Linked DNA regions of Homo sapiens: regions 2 and 3 are each linked to region 1. The links are chromatin contacts, found by Hi-C or POLR2A ChIA-PET in ENCODE. All regions are on one chromosome and are shown on one strand. Each heading gives the region's core, a stretch centred on a gene start or an enhancer-like site at or near the end of the contact. The rest is flanking DNA. Distances are from core to core; before and after follow the strand shown. Region 1 holds the start of LINC00475 (long intergenic non-protein coding RNA 475). Region 2 holds the start of IPPK (inositol-pentakisphosphate 2-kinase). Region 3 holds the start of BICD2 (BICD cargo adaptor 2).

What was found. A loop is a pair of places that touch in the nucleus more often than their neighbours do. ChIA-PET counts read pairs that join two places held with the same protein, here RNA polymerase II (POLR2A). Pooled maps may share reads with other maps.
Region 2: a loop to region 1 is called in a map of ascending aorta, with 3 times the contacts of the local background. The contact joins the promoter of IPPK here to the promoter of LINC00475 in region 1. A Hi-C loop is called at or near these places in 2 of 168 maps with a recorded cell type or tissue (PC-9 and ascending aorta) and 7 of 50 pooled maps. POLR2A ChIA-PET finds 5 or more read pairs at or near these places in 2 of 52 experiments (HepG2 and SK-N-SH).
Region 3: a pooled map shows a loop between it and region 1 (4-fold over the local background). The contact joins the promoter of BICD2 here to the promoter of LINC00475 in region 1. A Hi-C loop is called at or near these places in 1 of 37 single-sample maps with no recorded cell type and 6 of 50 pooled maps. POLR2A ChIA-PET finds 5 or more read pairs at or near these places in 2 of 52 experiments (AG04450 and MCF 10A).

The regions. Positions count from the first base shown.
Region 1 is chr9:92,139,624-92,143,243 of GRCh38, forward strand. LINC00475 (long intergenic non-protein coding RNA 475) reads left to right here and starts at 1,844. Exons shown (of 4, transcript NR_027341.1): 1 at 1,844-2,027. RefSeq lists enhancers at 391-970, 1,550-2,129, 2,130-2,708 and a silencer at 1,694-1,873.
Region 2 is chr9:92,668,805-92,672,532 of GRCh38, forward strand. It overlaps IPPK (inositol-pentakisphosphate 2-kinase), which reads right to left and starts at 1,327. Exons shown (of 13, transcript NM_022755.6): 1 at 1,104-1,327. The coding sequence starts at 1,184. LOC107987095 (a long non-coding RNA gene) reads left to right here and starts at 1,558. Exons shown (of 2, transcript XR_001746837.2): 1 at 1,558-1,869. RefSeq lists enhancers at 429-598, 1,339-1,788, 1,799-1,848, 2,603-2,897, 3,155-3,324 and a silencer at 1,119-1,298.
Region 3 is chr9:92,763,098-92,766,652 of GRCh38, forward strand. It overlaps BICD2 (BICD cargo adaptor 2), which reads right to left and starts at 1,736. Exons shown (of 7, transcript NM_001003800.2): 1 at 1,408-1,736. The coding sequence starts at 1,647. RefSeq lists silencers at 1,687-2,426, 3,279-3,328.

The DNA of each region.
Region 1 (3,620 bases), core at 594-3,093:
CTCCCAGGAGGACTAAATGCCGGTGTCCTCCATATGCCATGTTTATCAGGAGCTGAGGGTGGGCCCCCTAATGACCCTCACAAAAGCAGGCTGGAGGCTCTGCTCTGAGCTGCCCAAGTCTGTCTCAAGCAGCTGCTGCTGAGGTTGCAACAGGGCTCAACCATGGCTTTTCCACTCTGGGAAAATCTCACATTGGAGCAGCAGGAGCTGCAAATGAGATGGAGCCAAGGCTATGGTTGAGTGAAGGAAGTGCAGGCTGGCCTGTGGTAGCTTTCTGCCATAGGGCAAAGGTGGCTCTATCTGTGAGTCTTTCTGGTCATGTAGGCCCATCCTCTAGCCTTCTTAGGAGGCTCATCTTCTACTTTCAGCGCCATGGCACCAACGGGAGGCCTAGGGTCAGGGTCTGCTCATTTCTTGGTCCGGCTATGCAGCCCCTCTAGCCCTGGGAGGTTATCGGAGAGTGGAGAGGTGTTGATGAGAGGATTCTGGCATGTGGAAGGACAGGGTGGAAGAAATCCTGGATGCCTCTGAGGTCCCAGGTTTCTGGTATACCCTCTGGCTGGACCATGGGGAGACAGGGCAAAAAAGGAAGGAGGGGTGCCCACAGCCTGCTCTAGCTCTGCACTGGGGCTTGGCTCAGCATGGGAGAGACCAGAGACAGCAAGAGGCTGCGTGAAGGAAGCACAGCCAGCTCACTATGGTCTAAGGAGAGAACAGGGATTGGCCTCAGTTTTAACCACCGTGCCCTTTGCTCACCAGGGCTCTGGGGCCGGCCAGGTCAGCCAGTTGGTGGGATTCCAGCCTCAGGGTGGCCGAGCTGCAGGTGCAGCACCCGGCCTCCAGGTGGCGCCAATCTGCTTACTTTGAGGTGGCCTCTTGACAAGCAGCTGAGCTGCACGCAGTCCCTCAGCCTGCCGAGGTCCTGGGAGCAGGGATCAAGGTGGTCCCCGTAAACCTGACAGTAAACCTGACAGAGGCTGCAGGAGTGCATTTCCACCCAGGGTGCACTCAGCGAGTGGAACTCCACACCCGTTTCTTTGGAGTCAAGGCGCGACCTCTCAGGGAGGAGACTGCTCCTGGTTGCCCACTGCCGGGTCATCCCAGCTTGCAGTGGAACCCTCCGCAGCCTGGCCTCTTCCAGGGTAGCCCCTCACTCCCCTCTCTCTTGTCCTAGGATAAGGCCGAGGAGGGCTGACGAGTTCCAGCTCTGGGGATGCCCTATCAGCTGTGTCACCTTGAACAAATCATTTCTCCTCTTGGGTCTCTGTTTCCTCCAGTGTGAAACGTGGTGAAGGCATGAGGGGCTATGAGAGCCCCAAGGCCTCTTTCAGAGATCTCCTCTGGGTCCCATGTGACCCCGTGGCTATCCCCAAAGGCAAGAGGGTCCCCAGCCCTGCAGCCAAGGCCCTGGGACACCCTTTCTAAACAAGTGCAGGTCTCTGACGGGCTGAGCTTTGCTCGCTTGGGTTTCTTTGCTTTTTTCCTTTTTTTATCTTTCCTGAATGAAATTCCTGCCAGCTCCGAAGGAAGGAGGGAAGGGAGCTAGCCGCAGCGTAGAAAGTTTCCTTGACTCCTCCTCCGGCTGGGTCTCCCTCCCTTGCCAAGCCCAGCCTGTGAAACTGAATAACGAAGATCACTCAACAATGCCTGCTCCTCTCTGACTGCACCGCCCCGCCGCCGACGCCCAGTAGAGCCCCCGGGGCGGTCCCCACCGACGGCGCAGCCCGCCGGGACCGGGAGAAAGCAGCTGCGGACACCGCGCCCGTGCGTCTGCGCGCCTGGCCGCCAGGTGACCCAGCAGCCCGGCCGCCGAGATGCCCAACCCGCCCAGGCTCCGGGCGCTGTGACTTCGCGCCGCTGTGTGCGCCTCCCCGAGCGCCGGCTGCGCCCCCCAGCCCGGCCCGGGGCCTACCGCCTGCCCGGCCCCCTGCCACTGCCAGGAGGACGGCATCATGCTGTCTGCCGACTGCTCTTGAGCTTGGGCTGTCCGCCATACCGGGGGACCTGGATCCCCTGACGGCTTACCTGTGAGTACTGCCCGCCTGTCTCCACCTGGTACTGCGGGCTGCTGGCTTGCACCCAGTCCTGGCCTCAGCAGGACACCTGCTTGCTTGGTGCCCTGGGGCGTGGGCATCCCGGAGAGGGTTCACCCCCTTCCAAGTTGACCGTTGCGGGACTGGGGAGGGGAGAAGAGTCTGAGACTAAATATCAGGCGAGCAGGGAGACCAGGCTTCCCTGACTTGGCTTCCCCATTGGCCTCCGTGCTTGTGGGCTGACTGCGGGAGCCCAGGTTTGGCAAGGTGGGTTCTGGACCCTAAGCGGGAGGGCGCGGGGCTGGCTCCCCCATCTCCTGTTGCTGCATTCTCTTCCAGCAGAGCAGTGCCCAGGATGGTGGCTGAGGGTAAAGCTGACAGAACTGGAGGTGGAGGTGAGGGGAGCGTGCCCCAGTGGGGTGGAAATAATGTCTGTTCTTCTGCCATGGTGAGGACAACAGGGCTGTCACACTGAGGCTGGGTGGCCTTCTTTGGGGGGGGGGTCCCAGAAGCTGGGAGGGGGGCCTTATCCACTCTTGTCTCCTCAGAAAGGGACTCTGCCAGCACCATCTCCCTTTACTGGGGCCTCCCGGCTCCCCCAGGGGCCTCCCTAAAGTCATGTCCCAAGAGGCTGTGTTGGAGACACTAATTTGTGGGCAGGCGCGGAGGCTGAAAAGCGGAGAACCATTTTTAGCGTCTGAGTTGGGGTGAGATGGCCCGTGAAGGGGACCCTATTGGGGGCAGCTGTCCTGTCCGTCTGGCTCACAGGAGCTTCCCCTCAGAGCTGGAGGGCTGGGGGCTCTCGCTGCTTACCACATGGGCAGGAGGAGGGTGAGAGAGCACATTCCAGGCCACCTACCCGCACCCCCAGCCCCGCTCTGGGGAAAGGAGACCTCCTCCAGCCCAGCTCTGCAGGCTCCATCAACTTCCTCAGAGGAGCTGGGAGCAGGTGGGAAAGCCTGGGGCCTTCTGCTGAGGGCTAGGATCCCAGAGCTCCTTCTGGCCTGAGAGAGACCCCTCATGGCTTCTAGCATGTGGGAGTTCTAGCACGTGGGAGCTTAGAGGAAGAGGACGCTGGGCGAATCTTTATAGGGGCCTAGCAAGAATTTGTGGAACTAAAAGGATGCTCAGTGTTGGCAGTGTCCTGGTGGGAGGCAGAGGGTCCCAGATGGCAACTCTTCATGGGGCTCCTCTCCAAATGTCCCTGTCCCTAGGTTGGGATGTCCTCCTCCACTCCAAAAGGCACAGGCTGTGGGCCAGGTAAGGGAGTGAGAAGAGAAAAATAATGCCCATCTTCTAGAAGGACAAATGGAATCCTTCACAGTGCAGCAGGTGACGGCGGAGGCAGTCATGGGAATAAAGCTACCAACTGCACAGAGGCTGGGTGCTCAGCATCTGGCAAAGCAGGGCAGGCTCCGGCCCCAGCCCACACCCAGGCCAGCCCTGCTTTCAGCAGTTTTCTATCCTGGGAGTATGTGACATTGGTTCATTGGAAGACAGGGTCCTGTGGCTAAAGAGTTTAGATATGACTTCTGTGGAGCCTTTCTCTGGGTGAGCTGAAGGAAGGTCCCTTGCCTGGGTTGAAGG
Region 2 (3,728 bases), core at 77-2,576, 530 kb after region 1:
CCAAAGGCACAACCTAGGGGCTACCTGGGTGTTTGCAGCTTACACTACAGCTGACCAATGCACCCAGCATAGGAACAACAGAAGCAAGGCAGGACTCCACTGCCTACATCATCCCTGACAAGCTGTTCGACTCGGGCAATGCCCTTAACCTCTCTGATTTTCACTTTATTTATCTGTCCAAGGGATGACAATTATCACTTGCTAAGCATAACTTGATGGGTTCCTGCGTAACTGGTCTTTGCAACAATCCCACAAAGTGAATTCTACTACTAGTTCCACTTCACAAATGTAGACACTGAGATTCCTGTGCCTTTAACACCCATGCTCTAACTCCTCCCTACATGACACCTATCCTCGCCTCCCTCACCCCCCTCCCCCGTTCCAGCCGGCCACATTCCTGCGTGGTTGTACCAGACAGCAAAAGGTCAGAGAGATCTGGGCCCTCACAGAAACCCACACGCTTCACTCTTGGGATTCACCTTTGCGAGATCTTACTGCAGTTTCTAAAACTTTCACCCTCGTTGAATTCAGGTGAAAGCCTTCAAATTCTAAAAGGTTGAGAAGAGGACCTGTGGACAACATCCCCTTACTATTAACAGCACAGCAATTCCGTAGTCTCACGAGGCTGAACTCTTTTGGTGCTGAGAGTAACAGCACTGTGGGCACTCTGCTTCTTCCTCCAGTGCTGGCCGGGCCCTCCGTCCCAACCAAGCCTCCACCCCACTGCGGCCTGGCAGTCCGGCGGGCATCCAGGCGGGAGGCGGCACCGCGTGAGGCTGAGCGCGGCACCGACGGGGCGGGGAGGGGGATGTGGAACTGACTCTGACGGGGAACGGGAATACTGAGGGGACGACAGACCGGCCAGGAGAAGGATCTGGGGCAATGGGAGACTGACCCAGTAGAGAGGGGATACTGGGGTGATGAGGAACCCAAGCGGTAGGGGGGGATGCTGGAGGGTGGGGGAATTCCGGAGACCGGCCGGGGAGGAGGAAGGTACTGGGGGGACGTGGAACCGACCCTGTTGAGGAAACGGATAATGGGGGCGGGGTGATACCGGCCGTCGGAGTGAGGTACCGGACCTGCGCCGCACGTCCACCGCTCACCTGCGCGTGGGCCACCACCAGGCTCTTATTGCCCTCTCCGTGGTACCCCCATTCATTCTCGTCCATCTTCCCCTCTTCCATGCCCAGGCGCAGCCCTGGCGCCTCGCGGGCTAGGACTCGGGGACGCGAGCTGGGGGCCGCCCGCCTCGCTGGGAACCAGCCGCTGCGGTCGGGGGAGGAGCGCCTGTCAGCTGCCGCCCCCGCTCGACCCCGCCGCGGCGACTAGCAAGCTGTGGCCGCCGGAAGCCACGCCCCCGGCGCCTGCCATGACGGAGTCGGGCAATTCCGGGTTCGTGACACTTTCCTCACACCGATCGCGACGGTGGATGGGCCGGCGGCCATCTTAGGTACTGGTAGAGCGACTCATTTCCGGAACGCGGTCTTGGGAGCCGGAAGAGAAGCTTCCGGCCTCGGCGCCGGATGTGTAGCTGGCGGAAGGAGCCGGCGGCTTTTCGGCGCCCGGTAGTGACCGGCAGTCCCCGGGTAGCCAGGGTGTCTGGGTGTTGGGACCGCTTAGTCGCGAGACCCCAGCAAACCTCTTGGCGTCTCTGAGCCTCAGCTTTTGCTTCTGTAGAATAGGGTGTACTCATCGTACATTTCATGGGAATACCTAACGCAGTCATTTGGATGGTCCTGTGAGGTAGAAAACATTGTCCAACGTTCTACGCGAGGAAATGTGGCTGGGCCACAGGACTGGACTCCCCAGTCCCGCTTTTGCCTGAAGACTTCGAGGGACGCAGTTGGAGCGCAAGGCTCCTGCTTGGCGGTGAGGCAGAGGGCTAACGACCTTCCTTCTCCTAAATTCACTGATGCGGCGGCAAGAATGGCACCGCCTCGTAGAGCTACCGCATTTCCCAAACTCGTAGTCTCAGGACCACTTTATACTCATAAAAATGAGGGCCCCAAGCTTTTGCTAATGTGGGTTACAGCTATCGATGTTACCACATTCTAAGTTAAAATGCTTTAAAGTTTTTTGTTGTTTCGTTTAAAAGTAAACAGCCGGGCGCGGTAGCTCACGCCTGTAATCCCAGCACTTTGGGAGGCTGAGGCGGGCGTATCACCTGAGGTCAGGAGTTTGAGACCAGCCTGGCCAACATGGTGAAACCCTGTCTCTACTAAAAATACAAAAATGAGCCAGGTATGGTGGCGCAGGCCTGTAATCCCAGCTACTCCGGAGGCTGAGGCAAGAGAATCATTTGAACCCAGGAGGCGGAGGTTGCGGTAAGCCAAGATCGCGCCATTGCACTCCAGCGTGGACGACAGAGTGAGACTCCATCTCAAAAAAAAAAAAAAAAAAAAAAGTAAACATTACATTCCACGCCCACCACCAAAATAAAGGAGTGGTATTGTTTTACACTTTTGCAAATCTTTTTAAAATCTGACCTAATAGGTTCTCACATGTGCTTCGGCATTCGGTCTGCTGCAATATATTGCATTGGTTGACATACACATTGTGAAGAACATCTGCAGTTATGTAGTTCACAAAGAGAGGACCTGCAGACCCAACTTTGAGAACGGCTGGGCACCTTGCCAGGCCTTGGGAATTGTAGTGAAATCAGGCCAGTGACTCAGGAAAATGAGCTGAAGGCTTTGAGCATCTCTTTCCTCCATTTTAGGCCTCAAAAGGGAGGCTGGGGCAGGGCATGGTGACTCATGCCTGTAATCCCAGCATTCTGGGAGGCCGAGGTGGGCGGATCGCTTGAGCTTAGGAATTCCAAACCAGCCTGGCAACATGGTGAAACCCTGTCTCTACAAAAAATTAGCAGGGTGTGGTATCTGTGCCTGTAGCCCCAGCTACTTGTAGGGCTGAGGGGCTGAGGCGGGAGGATCGCTTGTGCCCGGGAGGTTGAGGCTGCAGTGAGCCGTGATCAAGCCACTGCACTCTAGCCTGGGTGACAAAGCAAGATTCTGTCTCAAAAAAAAAAAGTGGGGGAGGCTGGGTGTGGTGGCTCACGCCTGTAATCCCAGCACTTTGGGAGGCCAAGGCGGTGGATCATGAGGTCAGGAGTTTGAGACCAGCCTGGCCAATATGGTGAAACCCCATCTCTACTAAAAATACAAAAATTAGCTGGGTGTGTGGTGCACGCCTGCAATCCCAGCTACTCGGGAGGCTGAGGCAGGAGAATTACTTGAACCCGGGAGGTAGAGGTTGCAGTGAGCCCAGATCGTGCCACTGCATTCCAGCCTGGGCAACAGAGCAAGACTCCGTCTGAAAGAGAAAAAAGGAGGCGGTGGGGGGGGGGTGGTGGGGAAGCTGGGTGGGAGGTGGCTCAGGACCCTCCACAGGGATGGTTGAGAAATGGGGGCAGAAACAGCCACTCCTGGAGGTAAGTAGCTCCCAACAGAGAGAGAGGACCTTAGGGCTCACAAAATTCAGTCCTTCCCACGCCCCCACAAGGCCAGGGAAGCTTAAACATGACTGCAGTTGAGTTCCTCAGCACCCTGCAAAAAGGAGAGTTGGGGTGAGATTAAATAATATATTAAGCATTAAAATATTTCCTTGAAACCTCTAAGGTGCTAGAAATGTTCTGTATCTTGATTTTTTCCCCCATGGAGGTGTATTATATCCCTGATACTTTAAAATTGCCATTATATGGTGATGATAAAAAGCAGATTCATGCTGGG
Region 3 (3,555 bases), core at 486-2,985, 620 kb after region 1:
TCGAGTCCTGAGGGCGATGGGGGAGGACCCAGCTCCTGCTGGCCCAGGGTCAGCCATTGACTGGTACTAACTGAGCACCTGCTCTGCCCAGACATCCAAGCATCTGCTTGGATTCATTCTCTGCTCTCCACAGACGGGTCTCCTCAGACACGGGGGAGGCAAGGAAGGCTGCAAATGATTTAGGCACCTGTCTGGGCTGACTGGGAGCAGAGGTGCCAGGTGATAAGCCTGGAAACCAAGAGCCAAGGGCTCACCAGGACACACTCAAGTGGGGGAAGGGAGCACACCACCAAGCTATACTCCTGACCGCACACCAGTCCTTTCCAAATACATGACCCTCACAACAATCCTTTCTGGGCACGCAGTACTGCACTCCCATTTTGCAGAGGGGGAAACTAAGACTCACGGAGGGCCTCTACCCAAAGCCACATCACTAGCAAGGGGCACAGCCTGGATCCAAACCCTGGTGTATCCTCCCAGAAAGCAATTCCTGCAAACAACGCTATGGAGTCAGGGAACGGGAGAAGAGAAGCTGGGGAAGGACTGTCCAAGACTCCCGCTGCCCTGCCGCCTGGAGACCCTCGACCAGCCTGGTGGTCTAACCTACTCTCCCCCCAGTGGGAATGACACAGACCACTGAGGTCTCCGTCCAAGAGGAACACAGCAAGCCACAGCGAGGGGAAGGGCCCGAGAAGCGGGGCTGGACAGGAAGTGGGCCAGGGAAGTCATGCTAGCTGGTGGGAGCGCAATCCCGGCCATGAGGACACAGCGCTGGGCCTGGGGCAAGGGTACTGGGGGACCCATGCCAGGGGCAACCTCCACGTGCAACCCCGAGCCCCTACTCACTTAGGCCGCTGTCCACGACCTTTCCCCACCTCGGAGGCACTCATGAAAGAAGCAGAAACGCTCCGAAAGTAGCTGCGCCCAGAGAGGGGAAGTGCTTTCTCTGAAGGTGACAGAGCCGCAGCCACCCAGACCCAGGCCCACCCTCGGCCTCTCCCAGCGGGTCACCAGCATCCGTGGCCTCAGCTCCCGGCTCAGCCACTGCCCTCCCAACCCCACCCCACACTCAGACACACCCGGAACAGCGACCACCGCAAAGCATCAGCCCTTACGAAGCCCCGCCCCGCCGGGGCCGCCCAGGTCCGCACAGAAGCAGGCGGGCAGCTGCAGGAGGCGACAAGGCGCCCGGACCCCTGCATTAGCGGCGTCTGCAACGGCCGCGGCACCGGCCTGCTAGCCAAGGCCGGGCCCACTCCCACATACTGCCCGTGCCCCCTCCGCCCCGGCGGCCCACCCCTGCCGGCCCCCGCTTGGCAAGCTGACCTTGGCCGCCCTGGTGCCAGGGACGACGCCCACAGGCCCCGGCGCCGGGCGGGGGTCGCAGGGCAGGGCGGCTCGGCTCACCTCCTTGAGCTGCTCCATCTCGCTGCGGATAGCCTCATAGTCCACCTCGAGCTCCTCGAACTGCAGCTTGAGCTGGTGCTTCTCCTCGAGCACCGCCAGCCCGTACTCGGCCGCCTGGATCTTCTCACGCGTGGTCTCGGCCAGCTCGTGGGACAGCCGCTTCACCTCGGCGCGCAGCCACTCCGGCTGCGCCTCCATCACCAGCCGCGCGTACTCCTCCTCCTCCGACGGCGCCGACATGGTGGCCGAGGGCTGAGCCGGCTCCCACTGAGGCTCTCGCAGGCCGGGCCCTCCTCAGCCGCCGCCGCTGCCGCCGCCGCCGCCGCCCTGCCCCGACGGCCGCCCGCCCGCCCGCGCCGCCGCACGGCTCCTCCCCTCCGGCGCGCGGGGCCCGCTGGGGGCTGGAGTCCTGCCTGCGCTCCGACCACAAGGTCCATCATGCCCGGCGCCCGCCCGGCCCCCGGCTATGATTGGCCCATGCTCTGTGAGGGGCGGGCCCTCGGGCGCAGCCACTGACGCCAATGTGGCCCAGGGGGCTGTGGGGACAGTAGTCCCGCTAGCGCACCGACTACAAAACCCGTCCAGCCCCGCGCCCACCCGTCCCCGTCCGTGATTGGCCTGCGCCGCCAGCGTCGAGCCGGATGTACCGGCGCCTTGCAGTCCCCTGGACGGCGGTCGAGTGGGCGCGGCCCCGCGGCCTTCCCCACACTCAGAGCCGGGGACACTGCTCGGTCGCCGGGCCTCGCGCTCCCCTGTGCCTCTGGCAGCCGGCGGCCACGCGGGGTGGCAAGACGGCTGCCGGGAGAACCCCCAGGGGGAGGCGGGTGCGGGGCGGCAGGACTGGGCTCCCGACCGTGGGACGAACAACGCGGACAGAGCCCGGGAGGCCACGAGCTAGAAGCGCATCCGAGAGCGCGGGTGAACGGCTGCTGCTGGAAACCCGTGGACGGTGTGACGCATGCTCTGTGCAGACGTCTGGGGGCGGGAGGAGGACGGGCCAGCAGGGGGCGCCCAGGGGCCAGCGGGAACCTCAGCACCGCCCCTCAGTCCTTCAAGGTCTATTTCTTGGGAATAAAGACATTTCCATTAATACAGGGTCATAAACGTGGTAAATATAATTGTTGTCTCCGCATCTATTTTTAGGCCTGACTTAAGTTGTTTGAAAGCCAGTCGTACCCTTCGCCTTGGCGTAGGTAACACTTCTCCGTATATGGTGGTGTGTGAGATAACTCGTTTATTCTTTATCTCATTGACCTAAAGCGCAACACACCCCACAGCCGCTGACCGCCATAGCACCTAATGGCCAGTATCAGTGCAGATGAGTTCACCCTTCCCTCGTATTTTCTTTAGCCAGTCCACAGGCCCCAAGGGAAATCCTAAAGGATGATTTCCATGGACCCTAGCACAGCCATAGTCCCTTCCTTCCCACCGTCTCTCACTGCCCCTCTCCATCTGCTTGTCCGCCTCTCTTAGGCATCCCTAACCTCTCCGGAACCTAAGAATAATAAATTCCTTCTGTTTTGTACCTTTTAATTTTACTTTCTCATTGTATCTCACCTGAACCCCACACCCATTCGGTTCTCCTAGAGAGTGGCTATCTTGGCTTATGGTCACTCTCCCTCAAGACCAAATTAGAAAGAAGCCATGACAGCAGAAATCACAGCACACAGGGTACTGACACTATCTAATGCACAGTCCACACTCTAATTGCACGAGGGCCCAACACCATACTGGAGAGTTTCAGTATTGTTTTTGTGGTCCAGGATCCAGTTGCATTCAGTCGTCAGGTTTCCTGAGTCTCCTTTGATTGACCTTTCTGAGGAGTGCAGTGCACACTGGTATATGCTCATGGGGTGATGAGGTGATGCGTTTCTGGCAGGACTGTCACTGAGGTGTTGCTGAGTTTTCAGAGCACCAGCCGGGAGGTATGTGATGTCGATTTGCATTTCTCTGATTGATGCTGGGTTTTTCTTTGGTAATTAGTGTCATGAGTGAAGACTTTGCAACCATAGATATAGCCTATGACTCCTCAAACCTTGACCCACTGGTTTTGGCATTCATGACTACTTCTTGCCTGAAATAATTATTACCATACTGTCTGCTTTTTTTTTTTTTTTTTTTTTTTTTTTTTTGAGACAGAGTCTCGCT